Linked DNA regions of Homo sapiens: region 2 is linked to region 1. Evidence: chromatin contacts called from ENCODE Hi-C or POLR2A ChIA-PET data. All regions are on one chromosome and are shown on one strand. The core of a region is the stretch at or near the end of the contact, and the rest is flanking DNA. Distances in the headings are between cores, read along the strand shown.

Region 1 (5,235 bases), core at 1,878-4,377:
TTTCTTGGTTATATAAAAACCACGATTTTGAATATCAGAAAGGAATACTTAAGCGATGATATCGTGACTTCTGTCTTAGAAAGGTATTATCTTTGCAAATCAAGAAAAGAAATCTTTGTGCAATTACCTTTCAAGGGGTGCAAGAATAAATGCACATCGAGAACCTTCTGATGCACTGGCTGTACCTTTATTATTTTTACCTCGTTCACTAACAGCTCCGTGACGCAAGGTTACCACACACAGTTAGATAGTGTCTGCATTGCACATCTAAGGCTATACAGCAAAAGAATCAGAATTAGTACAAATACAAGAACTATATTTACAGTCTGTATACTCAAGCTCCAAACATCAGATAATATTTACAAAATAAAACATGAAAATGAAAATCCAAAATTAATGTACATTGTTGCTAATGTGCTCAACTCCTTCACGGGGGAGAGATCAGTTTGCAAAGTCTTGGTTCAAAAAGGCCACTTATGCATTATGGGTTTTGTTGTCATGTGTGAGGATGGTGACAAGAGACTTGAAATCTCAACAGACAGGTACTTTAGAGCCACAAAGTCTAAGACGATGCCTTAAATACAAGAAGGCTGAGGGACTCCTCAAGTGAGCTGATGCCAGAATAGGCAGAATGAAAAAAAATGAACTCGAAGACATGAAGAACAACACACAACAGCCACGGTTTGGCAAGAGACCAACCTCAGCTCAGACTTTCCATCTGAGCACAGCCGTTTGGCTATGAGCTTTTTACTGAATTTTATAGCAACTCTGATTTCTTCCTTTAAATGATTGGAGGCTTTTTAAAGATCTTATGGGGCTCAAATACTAACTTCATAAATGGCCTTTTGAATAACAGCAGCAAATAATCTCTCAGCTGATATTTCAATTTACTAAGGAAGCACAAATTAAAACATTCCTGCTACACAGTCATGGTCTGGCCACACACTGGGGTGAATCACTGGCCCTGGTGAACAACTGTAGTGCACACAAGTTAGAGTCCTATGTAAACACATCCAGCAAACCTTCTGGGAGCAGCAGCATCATGAATCTTTTCTTTTTTTTTGAGACGGAGTCCTGCTTTGTCACCCAGGCTGGAGTGCAATGGTGCAGTCTCAACTCACTGCAGCCTCCACCTCCCAGGTTCAAGCTATTCTCCTGCCTCAGCCTCCCAAGTAGCTGGGACTACAGGCACACGCCACCACGCCTGGCTACTTTTTGTATTTTTAGTAGAGACGGGGTTTCACCATGTTGGCCAGGCTGGTCTCAAACTTCTGACCTCAGGTGATCCACCTGCCTTGGCCTCCCAATGTGCTGGGATTACAGGCGTGAGCCACCACACCCGGTTGAATCTTTCAAGAGGCAGGTTAACAATCACATTTTTAAAAGGGAACCGAAAGGAAAACTGAAAGACCTAAGTCAAACAAGCCCTGATACTGTCCATTGGAACCCGAGCGGGACACAGCACGAGGGAAATGCAGAAAGAGTACCGATGAGTGTGCACACTGGAGAATCCTTTCTCTCCAATCCACTGTGCAAGTAAGTATAGCTGGATAAATATACATAGACCTGACAAAATTAAATATCCCTGTAAATTAGACAATAAGCAGCAGGCAACAAAGTCTTTGCTTTGGAATATGTGCCAGGAAAAGTCATCTTGTTTTTAGATCTCAAGAGACAGTTCACAATGACTTAGTTCCTTCATCTGAAATGAGCTGAAAAATCCATAAAAAATAGGAGAGTTGTCTGAAGTCTATGTGACTGAAGGGAAAAAATATATAATAGTGGTTTCTTAGTTGGGAAACTCACTCCATTGCCCCTTGCCGTCAGCACGTTTAACAACGAGCTGGGGCTCAGGTGCCCGGCCACTGCCACAAGCACCCCTTGCCTGTGCTCCTGACTAGCGCATGGGCTGGCTGGCCCTGCACAGTCCTGGCCTGAGCGCTGACTGACTCCCAGGAGGGCACACAGACACAGAGAGGGTCTGAGCACTGATTTGGGGCTGGTGGTGAGGCCATATTTTGCTTTGATGGGAGAAAGGAGGATGAGAGACAGAGGAGGAGGTGATTAGTATTAACTAGCACTTATTTCTCTGAATTTGCCTAAGAATTCTCTTTCCTGCCTTTTAAAGTTTTTGCTTATTTAAAGGCGTGCTTTAAGAAAATACATAAAGGTGGTTTCCTTAAGGGCTATGTTTCTTAACTTTCCCGCCACAACAGCAACAACTAGAGCCTCATAAACAGTTCCTGCCACAAATCTCTCACAGCCTCACAGTGGGGATGGTTCTGTCGGGCAAGGGAGCACCCACCCTGGACGTGCTGGGGACCAGCAAAGGCTGTCTGCACCTGCCAGCCGCAGCAGGGGCGCCCCAGAGGGTGAAGAGCACGCAGGACACGACCACTCTGCTCCCTCTGGCTCCCTAAGAGGCCTTCTTATTCAGGCACGCTATGAACAGACAGTCCAGTTTGGCCTGTTCTAATGTCTGACGCTTCCAAAGCAAAGACTTTCCAAACCAGTTTTGTATGAGTTAGAAGAAAAACAAAAGTCATTTCAGTGTATCACATAATTTCACTCTCTCTCAGGCTTCCCACCGTCCTGTGTCACAGACATGGATCCTCTGTCACACTCTGTAACAGCAGCATCAATGACTTAATTTTAAAAGTGACCTTCAAATTCCATCTTCATTTCCCTGAAATTAGATTTGATTCCAGTCCAGGCAGCCATCTCTAAGCACCGACAGATCCTGCTGGTTTGAATAGAACCGGAAGGGCATATTGTGTCCATCAGACAATGAAACTTCTAACTACATTAGAAAATCTCACATACCACTTAGAAAACAAATAACATCACAGTTAGTGACCTATGTTTTAACAGGAAGAAGAAAGTTAAAAAAAAAATCCGCCATAGAGTTTCCGCGGGTCACTTTTCAGGTGCAGACGCAGCCTGTGATTCTATCCTTTCCTTTCTCTCTCCGTGATTCACTTTTCCTCCTCTTCACAATGCAGTGATAAGGAGCGAAGCTGGGAGACCTGTTCTTCAGAGATGAGCCCAACCAGGAAGTGAGAAACAAGGTTGTGGATGATGACACAAGTCTCCCTAGCAACAACTCTGCAGAGGCGCGCAAGCCCCTGGCCTTTGCTGCGTGAAGCGGGAAGTCATCCAGCTGCCTAACGCCTGAGAGTCAGCAACCTCAAGGCCGAGGACTCACCAAGTGGGAGTGAGCAGATACTTTCCTGAATGCCTGAGCAATGGTGAAACAGAGAGGTCTGAGCAAGGGAAGTAAAGGATGGTGTAAAACAATCCCAAGACAACTGGCAAAGCAACTGAAGTCACTGGAGGCTTTCTTTTTCCCCTCTCATCCTGGAAAACTTACTGGCAGCTGAAAGAGACAGACTTATCTTCTCTGATGATCTCGGAAGCCAGATGACCTGGTCTGTCAGAAGGAAAGAAGACTGTCCACAGTGAGCTTCCTCCTTTCTCCCTGGGCAGTGTTTCCACACCAGATGGAGAGGAGCAGGGAACACGCAACAAAGCCTGGGGCCCGGGCTCCCTGGACGTTCATCCGTGCCCCTAGGCATATTGTGTTTTGTTTGGAGTAGTGGTCACGGTTAGTTTTAATCCTGGGATCCAGAAAGCAAAGCCTGCCACATTTGCTTATTTATGAGTATAGAGAGCATCACTGAAAGCATCTTCAACCTGACAAGCATCAATGAAAACAACTGCTGGATTCAGAGGGAGACTTCCAGGTTTATGCCTGAAAGCTATATTTCTTTGATCAAAGGGAGCTGTAACAATCACAAGGTCACTACCCAGCATTATTATTTTTTTTTTTTTCTGAGGCAGAGTCTTGCTCTGTCACCCAGGCTGGAGTGCAATAGCGCGATCTTGGCTCACTGCAACCTCTGCCTCCTGGGTTCAAGCAGTTCTCCTGCCTCAGGCTCCCAAGCAGCTGGAATTACAGGCATGTGCCACCATACCCGACTAATTTTGTATTTTTAGTAGAGACGGGGTTTCATCATATTGGCCAGGCTGGTCTTGAACTCCTGATCTCGTGATCTGCCCGCCTCGGCCTCCCCAAGTGCTTGGATTACAGGCGTGAGCCACTGTGCCCGGCCTGCCCGGCATTATCTTAATCATAACAATGACCATCAAGTTTATCACCAGAAAGTGAAACACTCCCGCCTTGTGGAACATTTGTGTATGACATGGCACTAATTCCAACTGTACCACCACCATCACTAATGCCAAAAGCAGAACTGAGACACTCCTAGAAAAGAGCTTCCCTCCCAACAGAGAAAAAACAGTGGGCAGGAATCCTGCTGTGAGGAGCTACAAGCATCCCACCGCCTGCTGCCATCACGGCCCACGGCCAAACCCTGGGGTCCCCTGAAGTCCACCAGAAGCATCCTTGGCATTTCCCTTCACACAAAGTCAAGAGCAGCCACTGTCCCAGGCCCACTGAAAAAGCCTCTCGTCTCCTCTCTACCAGTAAATAAAAATTCCATAATTATGCCGTAAAAAGCCCCAACTTTGACTCAGAATATAACTGTTGCAGTTCTATGCTCACTACCACCTTTTCCCTGAATGGAAATGCAGGGATTAGCCATGGCAAAAAGAGACAGAGGGGAAAAAAAGACTCTTTTTTTCCTCTCAGGTTCTAAAAAGGCCAGATGTCTCCTCCCTTAGTCTCTAAGCCACCCAAGAAAAATTAAAGTGATATCACAAACAGAGAAAAGAAAAAAAAAGTATGTTGTCTTGAAAAACAAAGGTGCCTGGTGACAGCAGCACAGACATCAGAGGTGGTCATGATGGGGACCTATCATACAAAAGGAAGCCAAAGTACACCCACAATAATTTGGAGATTCACCAGATCCCCTCAGAGTTTTTGTGTTTTTGTCTGTGTATGTGTGTGTGTGTGTGTGTGTGTGTGTGTGTGTTTAAAAACATTTTTTCCTTTTGTTAGGCCACATGCTACTAACGAGATTCTCAGCACAAGAAAAAAGAAAAGAGTACAGAGCAATGGAGATGGGGAACGGGAGAGCTAGAAAAGTGCTGGACAAGGAGGGAGAAGTAGTTAAGCCACAGGATTACATACAAGAGTCACCGTCAAGAATCACAAAGAGAAATGAGAGGTAACGCTTTCTTTATCTCTCGAAGGCGAGTGAGGGCACTCGGCAGAGTCACTTAGTATTTCGACTGGCTCGGGCATCTGCGGGAAAGCTTTGACCTATGGGGGAC
Region 2 (5,235 bases), core at 885-3,384, 39 kb after region 1:
TGATAATGCCCAAAGACTTCAAATACAATAGGCTTGGTTTTGATGTAATCCACAAATGATTCAGTGATCTCCACTGCAATCTAAAGCCAAGCAAGATTAGGAAAAGATTACAAGAAAATACACATTTTTGCTTCAATCAGAACTTTAGTACGTATTTTGGGTTTTTTTTTTTTTTTTTGAGGCAAGGTCTTGCTCTGTAGCACGCAAACAAGGCTCATGCGGCCTCACCCTCCCGGGCTCAAGCAATCCTCCTGCCTCAGCCTCCGGAGTAGCTAGGACTACAGACATGCACCACCATGCCTGGCTAATTTAAAACAATTTTTTGTAGAGACAGTATCTCACTATGTTTCCCAGACTGGTCTTGAACTCATGTGCTGAACTGATCCTTCTGCCTCAGCTCCCAAAGTGCTGGATTACAGGCATGAGCCACTATGCCTGGCCCAATTTTACTGCTGCTGAGTGTCCAGTATCTGCTGGGTATTTTACTATGCAGGACTCTTGCAACAAAAAACAGGGGATCCCCTATGTTGTTTTTAATTCTAAAGTAACTTTTCCCAGCTTCAGGTATTCAAGATCTTCCATACTTTGCCTCAACTGATCTTGGCCCCTGTTGTCCTTCCCACACTTACTATTCTGGCTCACTCACTCACCTGCTGCTCCTTTCACCTGCTCTCTCCTCAGCTGTGCCAAGGACTGGCCCAGGCTGCAACCCTGCCTGGAAGGCCCTTCCAGCACATCCATGCATGTACTGACTATGGCCTATGTGCCAGGCACAATGCCAAGTTTGACACACCTTTTCTTGCTTATACTACATCCTTCAGGGAGCTTCCTATCCCCTTTCTCCACCCAACTATCCTCCCCAACAAAAAGTAACTTAAAATAGCTTTCCATTAATAGAAATAACTTTCCCTTTCTCCACTCCCACTGCATTTAGTGAATATTTTCTCATGTTCATCTTTGCATGACTGGTGTTTATGTATGCATTTTATTTCCCCTATCGTAATTCGAAGCTCACTGGGAGCATCTGAGATTCATCTGCATTCCCCAGTTGTCAGGCACAATCCTTGTGCACAGCAGCTGATCAAAGTTTATCAGATACATGCTTGCTTATATTTATACCAACATGAAAAAGAAGATGGCATATTTTGTGTTTGCTTGTTCCATCTTTGAAGTTCTCCTTTCCTCTCTTACTTTAGAGAGCAGACATGGTTAGCAAGAGAATGAGAGACAGTTTCATGTAGTAGTGAATATCCTGAATACCAGAGCTAAATTTCTCTGAGCTTAAGTCCTATCTCTGCCTCTTGTAACACTGATGAGTAACTTTATTTTTATTATTACTTTTTTATTTTTTTTGAGATGGGAGTCTCGCTTTCTTGCCCAGGCTGGAGTGCAGTGGCACAATCTCAACTCACTGCAACCCCCCCATCCTGGGTTCAAGCAATTCTCGTGTCTCAGATGGGATTTCACCATGTTGGCCAGGCTGGTCACAAACTCCTGACCTCAAGTGATCCACCTGCCTCGGCCTCCCAGAGTGCCGGGACAGGTATGAGCCACTGCGCCCAGCCTGATGAGTGACTTTAATTGCTCTATGCTTCAGTCATCTCAGCTAACACAGGGATTATCTTAATCTATGGTATAAAGGTAAAGATTAAATTACACAAAAACTCTCAGAACAGTGACTAACACAAAATAAACTCTCAGTGAATATTAGCTATTGTGATGAGGATAATGACTTTGGAATAGAGTTTGAATGAAATTTCACGTAAGAGAGGGAAGGGTCTGTTTTCTTACTCCACGTAGGAATACAGTTGTAAAGGGCATTAATGTGTTAATTATACTATCAGTTGCAAGGAAAACAGATCTAAATCTTAATTTAGCTACAGAAGGTATTTGATATTTTTTATGTTATTTGCAATCGAGCAACATAAGTATCTTAGGGTTTAAAGGACAATGCATTCACTTTAATAAAACTCTTATTAAGCATGCTTATTTTTCTAGGACAGAAACACTAAAACAACTCATTGCATTCAAACTGATGGAAGATTTTATTGGCAGACGAACCCACATTCACTAGGCCCACTGTAACACAGACAAGAAGGCTTGCTGCTCAGGCCGCTGTGGATGACCTCACCACTCTAGCCACGCCCTCTATTGTCTACTCTCCCCCTGCACAGCCAGTGACTTGTACCTCTTCTTATCACCCTTCCCGGGCTGAGAAAGCCAAGGTACCAGAAAAACATATGTTTGGCAAAAAGGTCCATGTCACTTACATTCTGCACATGATAAAAGGCCAGGGGACTTCCTCTGCCATTGTTTTTGAGGGGCTCCGTGGAGAATGCTTCATCATGGCGATGCAAAAAGCTTCATAAAAAAAATAAAAAGACTCGTGAACAATGCATTAAACGGTTTTATCAGAATCTCTTTCAAGAGCCCAATGTGGATCCTACAGAAAGAAGCATTCCACTTAAGCAGATTCTTTAAGTTATTTACTTTCCTTGTCAAGAACCTTTTCCATATTGCACAGAGGGCATTTTAGATTTTATTTCAAAAATGACTGAAAAATTAACTGACCCTGATCACTTAGCTATATGGAGGTATATGCAAGAATGCTTTAGAGAGAGTGAAGAAGTACATTCAATTAACTCCTCTTCCTTTGTAAAAGCTTTTTACTAAAAATAAAAACAATGTCATTTTGTACAGACAAAATTTAGCAGACTCAAGCTTCCACAGTTAGTGCGAGAGCCTGTGGATGGCATAGTTACATAAGAGTCTGTTGTGGATTCAAATGTCACCTCTTCCAGGCAGTCTTTCCTGACTTACCCTGGCAGCTTTGTGTTCCCACATTACTAGTAATGTTTTTTTCCTTAATAGCAATGATTTCACTGTAATAATGTATTTATATGCCTCTCTCCCCCAGACAGCAAGCGTTTTCCCACAGGTCTCGACACACAGAAGATACTCTGGAAAGATTTGTTAAAACAATGGGCTATATTTAGTTATTTTCACAGATAGTGAGATGTTATCGTTCTCTCTCTCTCTCTCCCTATTATTAGTCTGAAATAAAAAGAACTGCACAGTTAAAGAGGACCCAACACAAAGATTTACTGCCAGATAGAAAAATCCATCAGAAGGACACCCCTTCCATCAAGAAAAAATGGAGAAAAAGAAACTATTTTCAACTGGGGGGACAGACAGACTGGTAATATGAACTTGTTGTCTTCCAAATTAGTTCACCCGTCTGAGAACACTAGCATGCTTTTGCCAAGTGCTCCAAATCCCTGATTCCTGTATTGCTGGCACCGCAGCATTCCTGGGGTTCCCTGACGACAGGTGAACTCATTCACAGTGCTCTGCAGCCATACCTTCCCGGCACAGGCCAGAGGAGCGACTATAAAAACACAGGACGCCTTTGAGGCTGCTTTCAACAGAAGCAACATGCCCTTTTCCCCAGAGCTAACACCAGGTAGAGATGCTGCTCTTTTTAGGAGATTGTAGGACAAAGGTCAACTCACTATTATTGTCACTTCAGACATCAGTTAACCAAATAGATGTTTTCCATAAAACGTATCAGTTGCCTGATTAGAATAATAGCAACAGTTCCAAAAAACAGATTCATCTGGTGAACACTATCCTGCCCTAAGTTTGAGGGTATGAGTGAAAACACATTAAATAGGTGAAATCAATGCTCAATGGGTAATATTCCAACAACTATGACTTGTAGCAAATGATATTAGTGGCTTACTATATAGTGATCACATTTAATTTAAATCACATTTGACTCAATTTTCTGTGATAAAACCTATACAAAAGCTTTATAAACTGCACTAGGACCCATGGGACGGCCAAGGCACATTCTGAGGGGAGAGGGATGGCAGAACCCAAAGCAGCCTCTTGGTGGCACCAGTGGCAAACTGAGGGCGGTAGGTATGGAGGGGTCACACTTCAGTCTCTTGTACTGTGGCCCTTTCCAAGTACTGAAAAGACAAATTGAAGTTTGGAGGTATTAAAACTGAAGATTCACAAAAAAATGTTTTCCTGGGGCAGTCTTGAGAAGAAAGCATCCAGAGCACAGGGTTTGAGAGGGCCGCGGGAAAGAGCAAGTCCTATGTAGATGAGAAATGAGAGGTATCACATCTTCCCTACATACTAGCTTTTTTCAGTTGATGTAGAATTTATCCTTCTTTACATTGTTTAAATTTTCCTTTTCCCGAGTATTAAATAGGCGTAATTGCTAGCTAGATAAGTCATTGCTTTCAGGCTTATTAATAAGACATTTCAACATGAAGAGGACTAGAAAGACTCATCAACAGGCTTATGTGATCAGACCCTACATTCCTGGTAAAGGGGGACCGCTCACAGCAGAGCCCTGCAGCAGGATGTGCAGCATGCTCCTCCTGCCAGGGAACCCTGTTGCATTCCAGGACAGGTTTCTGGTTCTCACTCCCATAGGAGTGATGAAAGTATTTTCCTTCAGAGACTGATCAGTCTTTGTCTCAAGAGTGTTAATCCCTCACACATGTAAAGCACTCTACAGTGCACAAGAGATGTCACCTCGGTTAGCAGCTAGCTGGGAGGCAGAGCAAAGGGGCAGCTTACTTGAACTGACAGAAGATATCTGCATACTCTGGGAGGATTCCACTGGCCTGCAACACTGTTACTCGGAAAGTGAAGGCACTGCCCAGTTTCAGGTGGTTGCCAATCTCTTCAGAAAACCCTTCCATTACCATCTTACCATCCAGCAAAGTGCTTGACTTCAAATCTAAAGAGGGTCAAATGAAGACACAGATGGTTCAAATAATGCAAAGAGGAGGGAGTTGGGCATGCTTTCCATTCCTAGTTGATGAAGGCCACTATGTCCCTTGATAATGGTCAATATTTTCCCTTTGTCGAAAATGTCCCCAAGCACAGTAAACTATGTCTACATACCCAAGTCATTAATTCGACTGATTTCTTCTGGAGGAGTGATGACCTCAGAACTCTGACCCTGTCCTTCCACAATCCTCAACTCCTCCAAGGACAGACCAGAACGAGTCATTGCAACAGACGAAAAGTCACTCTGAAAAAAAGGCAGGGGCAGATACATGGTAAAGTAGTATAAAAACGTATTTTTCCCCAGTTGCCTTACTTCTGTTTATCTGTCCAACAAATAATAGTGACTGGAAAATTATATGGACTGAGGGCTGTCTGAGGAAAGGCAATGAATAAAATATGAATATTGAGTCTATACACCTTTAC

What was found. Hi-C counts contacts between places; a loop is a spot of excess contacts on that map. ChIA-PET counts read pairs that join two places held with the same protein, here RNA polymerase II (POLR2A). Pooled maps may share reads with other maps.
Region 2: a map of dorsolateral prefrontal cortex shows a loop between it and region 1 (2.7-fold over the local background). The contact joins two enhancer-like sites. A Hi-C loop is called at or near these places in 2 of 168 maps with a recorded cell type or tissue (dorsolateral prefrontal cortex and endothelial cell of hepatic sinusoid) and 2 of 50 pooled maps. POLR2A ChIA-PET finds 5 or more read pairs at or near these places in 7 of 52 experiments (CD4-positive, alpha-beta T cell, H1, K562 and 4 more).

Annotation. Positions count from the first base shown.
Region 1 is chr1:10,376,534-10,381,768 of GRCh38, reverse strand. KIF1B (kinesin family member 1B) reads right to left here. Exons shown (of 49, transcript NM_001365951.3): 49 at 166-5,224. The coding sequence ends at 5,182. Among named protein-coding and RNA genes, the nearest start is that of PGD, 20 kb to the left of the region's middle. RefSeq lists an enhancer at 3,555-4,055 and a silencer at 4,103-4,202. Within about 2 kb of position 3,127, at least 17 of the 41 ENCODE cell types and tissues checked have a DNase peak (open chromatin) inside an H3K27ac peak, as active enhancers do; they include dorsolateral prefrontal cortex, where a contact is called at or near this core.
Region 2 is chr1:10,336,895-10,342,129 of GRCh38, reverse strand. It overlaps KIF1B (kinesin family member 1B), which reads right to left. Exons shown (of 49, transcript NM_001365951.3): 30 at 4,927-5,056; 31 at 4,597-4,759; 32 at 2,271-2,361; 33 at 1-80. Among named protein-coding and RNA genes, the nearest start is that of PGD, 60 kb to the left of the region's middle. Within about 2 kb of position 2,134, at least 7 of the 41 ENCODE cell types and tissues checked have a DNase peak (open chromatin) inside an H3K27ac peak, as active enhancers do; they include dorsolateral prefrontal cortex, where a contact is called at or near this core.